Linked DNA regions of Homo sapiens: all the other regions are linked to region 4. A link is a contact called in ENCODE Hi-C or POLR2A ChIA-PET data. All regions are on one chromosome and are shown on one strand. Each heading gives the region's core, a stretch centred on a gene start or an enhancer-like site at or near the end of the contact. The rest is flanking DNA. Distances are from core to core; before and after follow the strand shown. Region 1 overlaps LPP (LIM domain containing preferred translocation partner in lipoma). Region 2 overlaps LPP (LIM domain containing preferred translocation partner in lipoma). Region 3 overlaps LPP (LIM domain containing preferred translocation partner in lipoma). Region 4 has its middle 57 kb from the start of LINC01991.

Region 1 (3,332 bases), core at 4-2,503, 870 kb before region 4:
TGCACACCTAAAATTTTGAAAGATAGTGCTAAATTTTGTTTCGAAAAGGTTGTATTAATTTGTACTCCTATCACAAGCCCATGTGAGTACATGCTTCCCATACTTTTGCCAATACCAAGCATTGAACTTATAAATGCCGGCTGGTCTGAGAATGAAAAAATAATATTTTAAACTGTATTTCTTTAAATAATTTGAACATCATTTCATTGGTTCATTTGTTATTTTTATTTTCTCTTCTGTGAATTGCCTGTTGATAGGTTCACTCTTTTTGTCTAATAAATGATTCTTTTAAAACCAATTTCATGAGATTTTTAAAATATATAATCAAAATTATTGGCATCAATGTTGATTATTCCTGTAAACATGAATAAGTAAGTGAGCTGGTTTCCAACTTTGTGAGGATTAAATGAGAAAATGGGTTTGCAAGCACATCAAAAGCTGGAAAGCACCACAGACACATAATTCTTGTATGTTAGGAAGATTTATTTACGTGAATGTTTTGAATCATAGTACATGCATAATCTGGCCACACCATGTGACAGAACGAGGTAAGTGCTTACTGTCATAAAGTATAAGACCGATTAAGGGAATAACCTGAGTAGCTCTTTTTGAATTAAATGTACAGGCTTAGTCAGCTGCTCAAGGCCAGCCCCCTGGGCCCAGCTTTCCTGATTTTCAGTTCAGTGTACTTTCCTCTAAATCAGACATGTTATAATAACCGTTCAACAACAACAACAACAAAAAGGGTTCCAGAACATTGCAATAAAGTGACTATTGAATAAAGTGTGTCACACTTATTTTTTTGGTTTCCCAGTGCAGTAAAGGTTATGTTTACACTATATGGTAGTCTATTAAGTGTGCAATAGCATTATGTCTAAAATAACAATGTACATACCTTAATTAAAAAATACATTGTTGCTAAAAAAAAAACCCAACAACAACAAAAGACTCACTATGGATGAGGTAACACATTCAGTAAAAATAACTGAGGTTAGTGGCCACAGACTGGGAGGAACAGCAAGGTCTACAGGGATGGAGTCAGCAGGCACAAGAGCAGCCACAGAAACTGAGAAGGGGCCCCAAAGACTGATGATGCAACACGGACAGTCAGCATAAGTTAGACCTTGATTCATTCTGGTCTATACTATGTGGGAAAGATGAAGAAAATGGAAAAAACAAAAAATGAAATGAGTGCTGGCAAGATTCACAGGAAATGACTAAAAGGTTTAGAGCCGGGGGGGCGTGCTGCAGGGTTGTAGGAATCGGAACCATTTAGCCAGGATGTGATCATTTACCCCACTGCTACCCCTTTGATGCTTATACAAAGGGTTCTGTAGTCAGTGATGTCATCCTTCTTCAACTCAGTACAGCCCCAGAGTCAAGAAACACTTACTCGGTGCTTACTGCAGGATGCAATGAGAAACAAGACATCAACCCTCCCCTTAGGGAAAATGTATAGCTACTGAGGTATGTGTCAAATAGGTAATTTAAATACAGTCTTCTAAATGCTATGATGAGGAAAAGCAGAGGATGCTATTACAGGATGATGGGGAGGATAAGGCACAAGAATCACACATACTTGAGGGAAAAGTGATGTCTAAATGGAGGCCTGAAGGAGGAGAGTTTTTGGCTAGGTGATTGGGATGGAGATGGGAAAGCTACACATTCCATCAAGGACAAGTGTTTACCCAGCCACAGGCATGAGACAATCTCTCTGTTTTGGGTGTGTGTTTAGGTATGTGTGCACAAGTGGATGTGCATGTGTGTGCATGTGGCTATGAGCTCTTTACATGGTAGTGTGAGGAGTATGAACTGTCTCTTCCAAGTAATGAAAAGTCACTAGAAAACACTGAAGGAACTTGTCTCATAAATGAAAGAAGATATAAAGGAAGCCAAAGTATTATGTCAGAAATTGGTTAATAAGTGGATAAGAGGGGATACTGAAGGAAGAGGAAGGATACAGGCCAGCTCCTGTGCCTTTGGTTGGAGCAACAAGGTAATGCCATTCATGGAAAAGGAACACAGAGAGGAGCAGGTTTAAAAGGGAACACCTTGGGTTCTGTCTGAAACTGTTGCATTTGTGGGCCTATGGGCCAATCTATGAAGACTGCAGGCTAAAATGATAGATACATATCTGGAGCTTACAGAGAGATCCAGCTGCAGATTTTGGCCAGAGAGTTCTCAGCACACAGATGATATTTGTACTCACGGAAGCAGATGAAATAACTCAGGAGTACAGATTGAGACAAGAAGGGAGATTAGGGCAGAACTCAAGAAAAATGGAGAATTTAAGGAATGAAGAGAGGAAATCTATTAAAAACGGTAGAAAGTTGTGTACAGCGATAGGAAGAAAACCCAGAGTGTACGGTGCTATAGAAGTCAAATGAAACAAAGATAGAGTCAACATCTTTAAATGCTGCAAGAGCTCAAGAATGATAAGGACTGAAGAGTCTTAAGTGTATTAAACATCAAAGAGGTCACTGGTGATGTTCAGAAGTGTGGTGTAAGTGGAGAGGTGGGGATAGAAACTGAATTACAGGGAGCTGAACTGTTAGTAGAGCAAAGACAATAAAGCTTAGATGTATGTGTGTGTGTGCGTGTGTGTGTAAGAGAGAGAGATCTAAAGTTGTCAAAGGGTTTTTAATTTTGATTTTAAATTTATATTTAATTAATTTTTCAGTTAATGTAGGAATTTTATTTCAAATCTAAAATTGCCTTTTCTATAAATTAAACTTTAAATTTTCTTATAATTGTAGATTCATATGAAGTTGAAAGAAATAACGTAGAGATCTAAGTACCCTTTATCCAGTTTCCCCCAACAATAATACCTTGTAAAACTATGGTACAATATTACAGCCAGAATATGAGATTGATACAGTCTATCAATCTTATTCAGATTTCTCCACTTGTCTGTATATATGTGTAAGTTCATGCAGGTGTGTGTGTATTTGATTTATGTAATTGCACTGCCTGTATAGATTAATGTATCTGCCACCATGGCAAAGATACAGAGCAGTTCCATCACCACAATGATCCCTTCTATTGTCCTTTTATAACCACAGCTACCCCAAACCCCCAATTCCTAATCCCTGACTTCTTGTCTCCCATCCCTAACTCCTGACAAACACTAATCTGTTCTCCATTTATATAGTGTTATTTCAAGAATGTTATATATAGAATCATACAGTATGCAGCCTTTGGGGGTTGGCCCTTCCCACTCAGTATAATTCTTTTGAGATTCACCCAAGGTGTTGCATATATCAACAACTCCTTCCTTTTATTGCTAAATCGTATTCCAGGGTAAGAATGTGCCACCGTTTAACCATTCACCT
Region 2 (2,970 bases), core at 60-2,559, 520 kb before region 4:
TGTCAGATGTAAATAACCGAAGCAGCATATTTACATCTGGTTTCCTATATTTAAAAAGCTGATGTGAAATCCTAGACTGCATGTCTCTTCTCTATCAATCATGAAGGACTACAAAAAAATCCTAGAAGGAAATGCTACTGCTTTGTAAGATCATTTATTAATGATAACATTCAGTAAGTGCTTACTAAGTGCTAGTCACTACTAAAAAAAAACTTTAAATATAATACTTAACCTTGACAACAACCTAGGAAGTAGAAATGGTTATTATTCTCTTTTTTACGAAAGAGGACACTGAAAATCAGCAAAGTTCACTAACTTTTCTAAGATCACACACAGTTAGCATTTACCAAACATACTAAACAGCTGTCATTCATCTGGCACTGTGCTAGGAGACCAGGAAGGTTGGGGAAGGTGAAAGGTAGAAAGGAAGACATTTCTGATCCAGAGATGTGTCACACACTGGTTTTAACCAAAGAACTTGCAGAGAAGCTAGGACATGAACAAAAATTTTGATAATCCAAGGTACAAAAATTTAAGTACCACGAGAATGCACAGTTAAGTTCCATCTCCATGTTTATGTGTATGAGTGAGGGTGGGGGCATAGATGAGATAAATTCCAGACAAAACAAATTACAGAATTAAGTGGAATAATCCTATCCTGCACAACTTTAGACATGTCGGTTACAGATTGATTCCTTTAGGACAGGCCCACAGCCTATGTATTCTCTGAACTTGTTTTCCCTGTGGTTAACTTGGTAATATAGTGAACAATAACTAGGATAGAAGGTTCCCAAGGGCAGCTACCATGTCTGTACTGCATCCTCAGTGCCTATGATGGTATCTACTACACAGCAGTGCTAAGACATACGGAGTTATATGTTGAACAAGTTAAAATATTCATTACTTAATTAAACATTGAGCAAAATAATGAATACAGAAACATAAAGCCAGGTATAAAAGAAGTATAGACTCCACTGGACTTCATGAACTGTCCCCAGGTTTAACTTTGCAAATCTGAGTGCCAAGGGACTTTTGTTAGACAGCAAGTGGGATTTCTCTTGAGTGAGACTACACTAGTTACCTAACTGGTCAATTATCTCGAGACTACCAAGGAGCAAAACATGAAGGTTTGTTTTACTCTCTGCCAAGGCAGGAAGCACACAGCGAAATACAAAAGCTGTATTTTCTAGAACTCTCTTGAGAGCTGTAAAGTAACTCATTTGCAGAAGTCGCTGATTTTGTACATGGGGACTGGTTGGTGAGATTGAGGAAGCGAATGATGGTTGACTTCCTGGAGTGAGTCACGGCTGTAACCCCCTTTAACATTATTAATAGAACAGAGGGAAAATTTCCAGGAAACACCAATTACCACAACAACCAAAATAGAAAAGGTGGCTGGTGACTTAATCACCAAACTTTAGGGGAGACTACTCCCCTTTCTTTATCAGAAAATGACAATAATAAATCAAACTAATACATTTTGAAACTAGTGTACCTGCATGTTTTAACAATTTGCAGAGTTCTTTAATCCTATACTAAGATTTTGCTCTAGCAGAATGACCATACATACTCTGCACTAACTACAGTTGAGCCAAAGTTTTGAAAACATGATTAGACCTCCAAGAAATAGACATATGCATTCAATGATTCATTTAGCCATTATTCCTTGTTTTAAACTTTAAATCAATAGGTATTTAATGGGAACCTGCTATGTACCAGAATCTTATTCTCTAAGAAACAAAGAATTAAATAAATGAGGTAACAACTATAATAAGTGTCCTATCCTCTGCTCACCATCGTAATTCTCTTCACGTGGTTTTTACGTTATAGTGACATTAAGGCTAAGAGATTAGTTCTGTTCTATAGCCTCAGGAAGTGTAAAAAACCTTAGGTCTGCCTAATAAGTTCAAAAACCTATGAGATTCTAGTCCTGTTCTGCAGGTATGCCATGCCTGCCTCCATAGTTTAATCACCTCATAAATGGGAAGAACAGTGTAGTTACTACACGTGTAAGTAAGCTCTGGGGCCAGGTTGCCTGGGTAGTACTACTTAATATGGGACTCAAAGCAAGTTATTTCACTGGTTGGGGCCTCAGTTTCCTCATCCAGAAAATGGATATTAATAATAGCACTACCTCATAATATTATGAGGATTAAATGAGACTGTGTGTGTGTGTGTGTGTGTGTGTGTGTGTGTGTGTGTGTGTGTGTAATGCATGGAATAGTGTCTGGAACACAACACCTTAAAATGTTTTACTAGTATTCTCATTATAATTACCACAGCTACTCTAAGATTGGGCTTTTTCATTAGTCACAGGAATATAATCAGTTCCTCAGTTACACAGCTATGACTGGTCATACATTCTAACCAACCTGTCTGTTTGGTCAGTTATGATCCATCACCATGCTTAGCCATCCTGACTGCAATGAAACGACATGATCCAGTCCAAAAGGATATTATATCCAGGCAGTCTAGTTGGGCCACAACTGATTTATCTCCATTGCCTATTTAAATTCAGTGAGTGTGGCCAAGAAAAATAGCCTGTCCATCCTGTCCCTACCCACCTTATACAAATAAATATCTTCCAACTTAACCAGTTACAAATGTCCTTTTGGCCCCCAAGTGCTTCGGCAAAGCTATCACACTTACTGCAGAATGGAATTTAATTAAAGGGATACATAGTAAATACCAATTCATAGAAGCTAGTAATAGCATGCTCCCAATTTCTTCAACATGTCTAGCTTCTCAAAAAGCTATACCCATGAAGACCTTCATTATGTTCTCTAACATAAAAACACTTAAAGCAGTGAAATAACACAAACGACCAGTAATATGGCAATAGTTCAATAAATTCTGGGATGCTTACTTCAAGAACTATAATGCCATTGCTAAATATGATGGTGGGGAATTCTTATTCTGTAGTATTAAGTGAAAAAAATGCAAAATTATGTCTATCTTTAGTTACATATT
Region 3 (2,850 bases), core at 129-2,628, 760 kb before region 4:
CTAACAGCGTATGGGACAAAGTTTTGACATAAGACCTGGACAGCCCCTCTCCCAAGTGGTTTTTAGCTATAAGCTATCAGTGAAGGACCTGACTCACCTATGAGTTTTCAAGTACAGAAAGACCTTTGGAACATGGAAGAACTTAATAGGCATTAGGTCACTGGCATAACTCCATGGATAAGGTGAACATAGGTGTTTCATAATGTAAAAAGGTGTACTTTCTTCTTTTTCTCTGCCAGTTTTTTATCCCCAAAAATGTTCAAGAGAGAATTTAGCAACTGAGAACCTGGAGAAAATTTTAGAAATTTTGTAGCTTAATGGTTCTCAGCCTGTTGTACATGGAACTTGATGTGTCCGTGATAAAACTGTCTAATGGAACTTGAGAGGCTGATTTCAAATTTTTAAAAGTCTAAAAATATGCAAACATTTAACCGAGATTAGACTGTTTATTGACTGAATATCAACTCAGTGCAGTAAGAATGGTTATGTCATTTCTGATCAGCCAATGCGTATGTGTCTTGCAGTTTGACTGCAGAATCTTCAGCACAAAGAGTTCGAATATGAAAAATAACACAAAGTTCTCTTGTTCATGTAAAGATATAGCCTGAGATTAAAATGACAACACTCCGGTTTCCCGACTTCAAGTCTAGTGTTTCCTCAACTATACCATAGCTTATTGGAGGGTCTTTGAAGGGATATTTTTGTGCCTACGTGTAAATTGTATGCATAATGTGTTTGAATCCATAGAATAAGGTTTCTTGACCCTCCCACTGTACACTTACAATGGCTTTGTTACAGTAGGCCATAAATCTGTAGACAATTAGAAACATACAAACACAAATGTATATCATGCTCCCCACCCCGCAACACAACTCTGATTTCCTGACGACACATTTTCATAAACTTATTTTTTAACAAATTACAAGGGGTCTTCCTTCATTTGGGGCCCTGTGCCTTTTTGTTAATTTAGGAAATAATCAGGGTATACAGTCAAATAAATACCCAAGTGAACAAGGCAAATGGACACAGCAACTCCTACAGACTATTTCCCTAAGAAACCAGGCAAAAGGCAGGCTTTTGACTAAATATAGAACTAGCAGTCAAAATGTGCAAATAGAAACTTCCAGTTGTGGACTGGTGGGAAACCCCAATAGGCCATCTCAGCAAACCATGTACAGGAGGTGAAATCAGTACTTCCTTAAAAGATAATTCCAGTAAAAGGAGCACATAGGGTTCTCCAATGTGTCTCCTAAGTCATTTATGAGAAAGAAAAGGGGAAAAAATGAGTCCTGCTACCACTGAGACGCCCAGGTCCATGGCCCACAGTCTGACTCACGGTCAGAGAACTAAACTTGAGAATGTGTATAGACATCCCTTTACCTCATTATGCTTGGTCTAAGTGAATTTAAAAATAGGCCTTGGAGAGTTCCTGGACTACTCACAGCCATTGCCACAGAGTCGGTAACATAACATGTGACTTAAGATCACCTTTGTACAGTTTTGCACTGACTCATTCCTACCCAAATGGACTTTAGATGAAAAACTAATGCTAGCTTTCCCTCATGCTTTAATTTAGGATCCTATGCTACTGTATACCTTATTCTTCTTTGTGGTCATCCTGTTTTAAAATATAGGAAAAAAGAGAGGTGCTTGAGAACAGAAAGTGATGGCTGCCCCACCTCTATTTTGCTGCCAAGTATGATATACACATCCCTAGTTTCCTGTGTGCATTAGGGCCTGAAGAGTTGCCCTTCTCTGTCTCATGCATATGTGCCAAATCTGTCTCCAGTGACAGAGAGAAACTGCATGTGGTGCCTGGCTTCCGTTTCAGTAAAAAATATATTTATTTGGATTTCAAGATGATTATTGACATCCTTGGACATTCAGTACAACTTAGTAATTTGCATGGGTGTTTACTCCGCTTGCCAACATGAGCTACAATTAGGGTGAATATCAACTTTTTACAAAAACAGACTGGCCTAGTTCTACTCCTGAAATGCCTGCTCTCCAGCTTCCCTCAAACCCCATTCACTTGCCAAGGTAACCATAACAAATGCTGGTGCCTGTTGCTTGGCCTTAGCCTGACCAAGACACAGCCCTGATAGGCACCTGGGATAGTCAGGGCAGGGACAGCCTACAAAACGAATTCAGACTGGAAAAGTACAAGGTGAGAGCTGCACGGTGTAGATGTGTGTGCACTGACACATATGCTAATAAACGCAAGAGATGGAAAAGAAAGGCTCTTCCTCCTAAAAATCACACAATCTGTGTTACCATTGGATTGAAAAGTCAGTAATTTCTTGCATATGCATCATGAATTTAAAATTGGAAACAATTTTTCTTTGTGTGACATTTCTTGCTTTGCTATTAATATAGCAAATTCCCAGAAGACAAAAAGGAGAGAATAAGGAAATAGAAAAACCTGAATTCAAATCTTGCCATGGCCAAAAACTAGCTATGCAAACCTGAGCAGGTCTCAAGGCCTCAGTTTTGCCATCTGCAAAAAAACGAGGATACAGTATGAATACGGTATTCACTTCACGGGATTATGGTGAAGATCAAATAAGACAATATTGTCATTCATTCTTCTAACAAACATGAATTAGGTTCTTCCTCCTTGAAAGGTGCTGTTCAAGGTGCTGGGGATACAGCAGTGAACACAACAAACTCCCTGTACTCATAGAATTTGGATTTGTCAGTGTTGGGGCTGCTGTATGTGTGAGAGACAAACAATATGCACACACATTAAAAACATACATACTACACATCATGCAAACAATATCAGGATAGTGGTGAAAATAGATGTGAAAGAATTTTGTATATAGAAAAATGGCGTAAAAGTCAAAGTAT
Region 4 (3,022 bases), core at 422-2,921:
GCTGTCTCTAGTCCTGTATTCAGGCAACATGTGGAAGTCCTTGCTTTCAGACAGATTGTGGGGATTTTTTTTAAACACAAAAGCTTCTGTGGCTGAAGTGATGTGATCCAGATTGTGCAGCTGGAATTGCTCAACTTCAGGTGGCCCTGGGTTGGAGGACTACACCGCATGACTTGGTGTGTGCGGCATTGGCACGGTGTGGCGTGGGGTTTGTGGTGCTGGAATGGTGCAAAATTTCTCTTGAAATGTGTGCTGCTGCTTTGAGAGACCAATGGGATCATTAGAGAATGTCCACTGTTTATTAAAATGAACTCCATGGAGTACTAATCTCATAAGATCCGTGTTCTAGGGCCAAGTAAAGAGGAATGTTGTGTATCCATATTTCCTCCCTGTAGATTTACATTCAAAGGCTCTGAGAAGGGCTGTAGCAAAGCAACCTGTTTCATTTGGAATAATCCTGCTTTTTTTTTTTTTTTTTTTTTTGAGACGGAGTCTCGCTCTGTCACCAGGCTGGAGTGCAGTGGCATGATCTTGGCTAACTGCAACCTCCGCTTCCCAGGTTCAAGCAATTCTCATGCCTCAGCCTCCCGAGTAGCTGGGACTATAGGTGTGCCCCACCACACCCAGCTAATTTTTTTGTATTTTTAGTAGAGACGGGGGTTTCACCATGTTGGCCAGGATGCTCTCGATTTCTTGACCTCGTGATCCACCTGCCTCTGCCTCCCAAAGTGCTGGGATTACAGGCATGACCCACCGCACCTGGCCAATCCTTCTTTTTAAAAACTTATTTGATGGTGGTGTCAATTTTTACCTAAAACTACTGTCATCCTGGGAACTGATGCTCCGTGGTGAACACTGTGGTAACACTTTTGGGCAATTCCAAGGATGACACATAGACTCACAAAATGTTAGAACTGAAAGCAACACAGAATTTAATGCCATTCCCCCACTTTTTGAATAAACTAAGCAGAGGCCTGCAAGGGTTATACCAAAGTAATGACCAACAACCATTAACTCTGACCTGCAAGAACTTGAAATTTTAAAATGTCAACAAATGACTGTGTAACATTAGGTCATGGATTATGATGTAATATTATATTATACATAAGGTTAGACAGCAGTTACAAGAATACTGGACTTAGAATCAATAAAGCTGGGGTCTAATCGGAGGCCTCTGGCTCTGTCACTGTCACTGCTTAGGTCCATCTTTCTACTTTTGTTAGTGTTGTGTGCCCCCATCTCTAAAATGGGAAGAATAATGCTTGTGTGGCTGATCTCAAAAGTTCCGGTAAGAATCAAGACAGAACGAATGTGAAAGTGGTTTATAAATTGCACTGTGATATGTAGGAATCTTCCTTCCTCCTAACATATTGATGTTACAGCAGCATCAGGAGGATGTGAGTATTTTCCATTGCTTTTCTCATTGTGAGGGTAGTTTGCATGAATCTGCCACAGACTCCATCTTTCAACCACTTTCACTGTTTAGTGAGGTGACTGGTTACCTCAGCGAGCCCTCAGCAAATCTAGTTACCCCCTTGAGTGGAATGCTGGATCTGTGATCTTACACACACCTGACTAGCAAGGGAAAGCAGAAAGTTATGAGCAAGGTGAAAGTCTCAGCAGATTTTTGGACATTTGACTTCTAGTACTCACAGACACCTATGAAAAAAACAAAGGCTTCCGAATTTTGTGTTGTTAGGACTCAAAAAGAAGAAGAAAAAGAAGAAGAATTCAATAACAGTCATCACCAAAAGACAGAAAGAGAGGAAGACAGAATGTCTGCATTGAGAAAATCTTGGTATCTTATCTCTGGGATGTTATTGATGATCTGAGTATAGTGCAAAATCTTAAGTGAAATGAATTGGTGGTTTCAGTTCCGGATATGGTATGCAAAGAAAAAAAAAATTTGCTCTTTGAAATTCAACGCTTCCTCGTCTGTGCTTCAGGAAGCCACACGCCTGATGTTGAGCGTGGAAACTGACTCATTTCTAGCCCTTTGAGATTAGCCTCTCTAGCCCCCAGACTGTGGGCAGGATCTGGGCCCTAATGGGAAACTAGAATTGGGTCTGTCCAAACCTGGAGGAGAATCAGACACAACCTCATCGGATGCACATCTCTTTTAGGGTACTCAGCCTCCCAGAAGTTTCTGTAGGCAGAGGACCTTCTATACAAACTATCTCCAAAGCTTTTCAACTTGTAATTGGCAGTAGGTAGGTTGCCTGAAGTGGCAAAAAGCAAAAATACAAATACAGTGCTTACCAAGCACTTATCTTCAGAGTCGTGTTAAAGTAAGCTGGCCAACTGCCCCCCACTCCTCCCTTGGTGGAACAACACGTCTCTGACACTTTCAATTTAAAGACTCACATGTGTTTTCTCACCAACAAGCCCTAGGGAGTAACGAAACTTTCTTCTCCTTGACTCTCCCAGCAATCTGTTGATTTGGTGTCAACAGGTATTACAGGTATCTGTGTGTCACTTAGGCATTACATTTATTTAGAAAAGAAAAGTATGTTAGAGACTGGATGTCTCCCCCTGCCCCATTAAACTGACACAGGGAACCCCAGGATGACAGGGAGTTCAGATCTTCTAGAAGTGACCACTCCAAGCTTCAAGCTTGACCCTTTAGACCTTAAATCAGTGGTTTCCAAACTTTTTGCATACCCTCCCAGTAAGAGAAATAAACACTTGAAATGGCTTTTTTGCTTAATTCTGATGGACACATTAAAAAAACAAAGCGTTTGTCTAGAGGTAGTGAGAAGAATGCTGATTTAAATGAGAAGACAATGAGAGGCAAAGTGATGTTGGGGGCGGGGTGGGGAGAACAACTCGAGACTTGGCCTAGGGTCAGAAGATCTGAGTTTACTAACTTAATCTCACTAAGCCTCACTTTCCTCATCTGTAAAGTGTGAATGCTAATTACAAAATGAGATCACATATGTGAAAGCGTTTGCCTTATAAATGGTAAGGGATATGCAAAGGTTCATAGCTATTACTATGTATAAGCTTTTAAATATTAATGATT

Evidence for each region. A loop is a pair of places that touch in the nucleus more often than their neighbours do. ChIA-PET counts read pairs that join two places held with the same protein, here RNA polymerase II (POLR2A). Pooled maps may share reads with other maps.
Region 1: a pooled map shows a loop between it and region 4 (11-fold over the local background). The contact joins two enhancer-like sites. A Hi-C loop is called at or near these places in 9 of 50 pooled maps. POLR2A ChIA-PET finds 5 or more read pairs at or near these places in 4 of 52 experiments (CD8-positive, alpha-beta T cell, OCI-LY7, activated CD4-positive, alpha-beta T cell and 1 more).
Region 2: a pooled map shows a loop between it and region 4 (4-fold over the local background). The contact joins two enhancer-like sites. A Hi-C loop is called at or near these places in 6 of 37 single-sample maps with no recorded cell type and 8 of 50 pooled maps.
Region 3: a pooled map shows a loop between it and region 4 (8-fold over the local background). The contact joins two enhancer-like sites. A Hi-C loop is called at or near these places in 9 of 50 pooled maps. POLR2A ChIA-PET finds 5 or more read pairs at or near these places in 2 of 52 experiments (OCI-LY7 and Panc1).

The regions. Positions count from the first base shown.
Region 1 is chr3:188,786,697-188,790,028 of GRCh38, reverse strand. All of the region lies in intron 9 of LPP (LIM domain containing preferred translocation partner in lipoma), which reads right to left. Among named protein-coding and RNA genes, the nearest start is that of MIR28, 100 kb to the right of the region's middle. Within about 2 kb of position 1,253, at least 2 of the 41 ENCODE cell types and tissues checked have a DNase peak (open chromatin) inside an H3K27ac peak, as active enhancers do.
Region 2 is chr3:188,437,595-188,440,564 of GRCh38, reverse strand. The region is part of intron 4 of LPP (LIM domain containing preferred translocation partner in lipoma); the gene reads right to left. Among named protein-coding and RNA genes, the nearest start is that of LPP-AS1, 130 kb to the left of the region's middle. Within about 2 kb of position 1,309, at least 9 of the 41 ENCODE cell types and tissues checked have a DNase peak (open chromatin) inside an H3K27ac peak, as active enhancers do.
Region 3 is chr3:188,681,744-188,684,593 of GRCh38, reverse strand. The region is part of intron 7 of LPP (LIM domain containing preferred translocation partner in lipoma); the gene reads right to left. Among named protein-coding and RNA genes, the nearest start is that of MIR28, 5.6 kb to the left of the region's middle. Within about 2 kb of position 1,378, at least 9 of the 41 ENCODE cell types and tissues checked have a DNase peak (open chromatin) inside an H3K27ac peak, as active enhancers do.
Region 4 is chr3:187,918,165-187,921,186 of GRCh38, reverse strand. No RefSeq gene overlaps it. Among named protein-coding and RNA genes, the nearest start is that of LINC01991, 57 kb to the left of the region's middle. RefSeq lists an enhancer at 1,750-1,929. Within about 2 kb of position 1,671, at least 7 of the 41 ENCODE cell types and tissues checked have a DNase peak (open chromatin) inside an H3K27ac peak, as active enhancers do.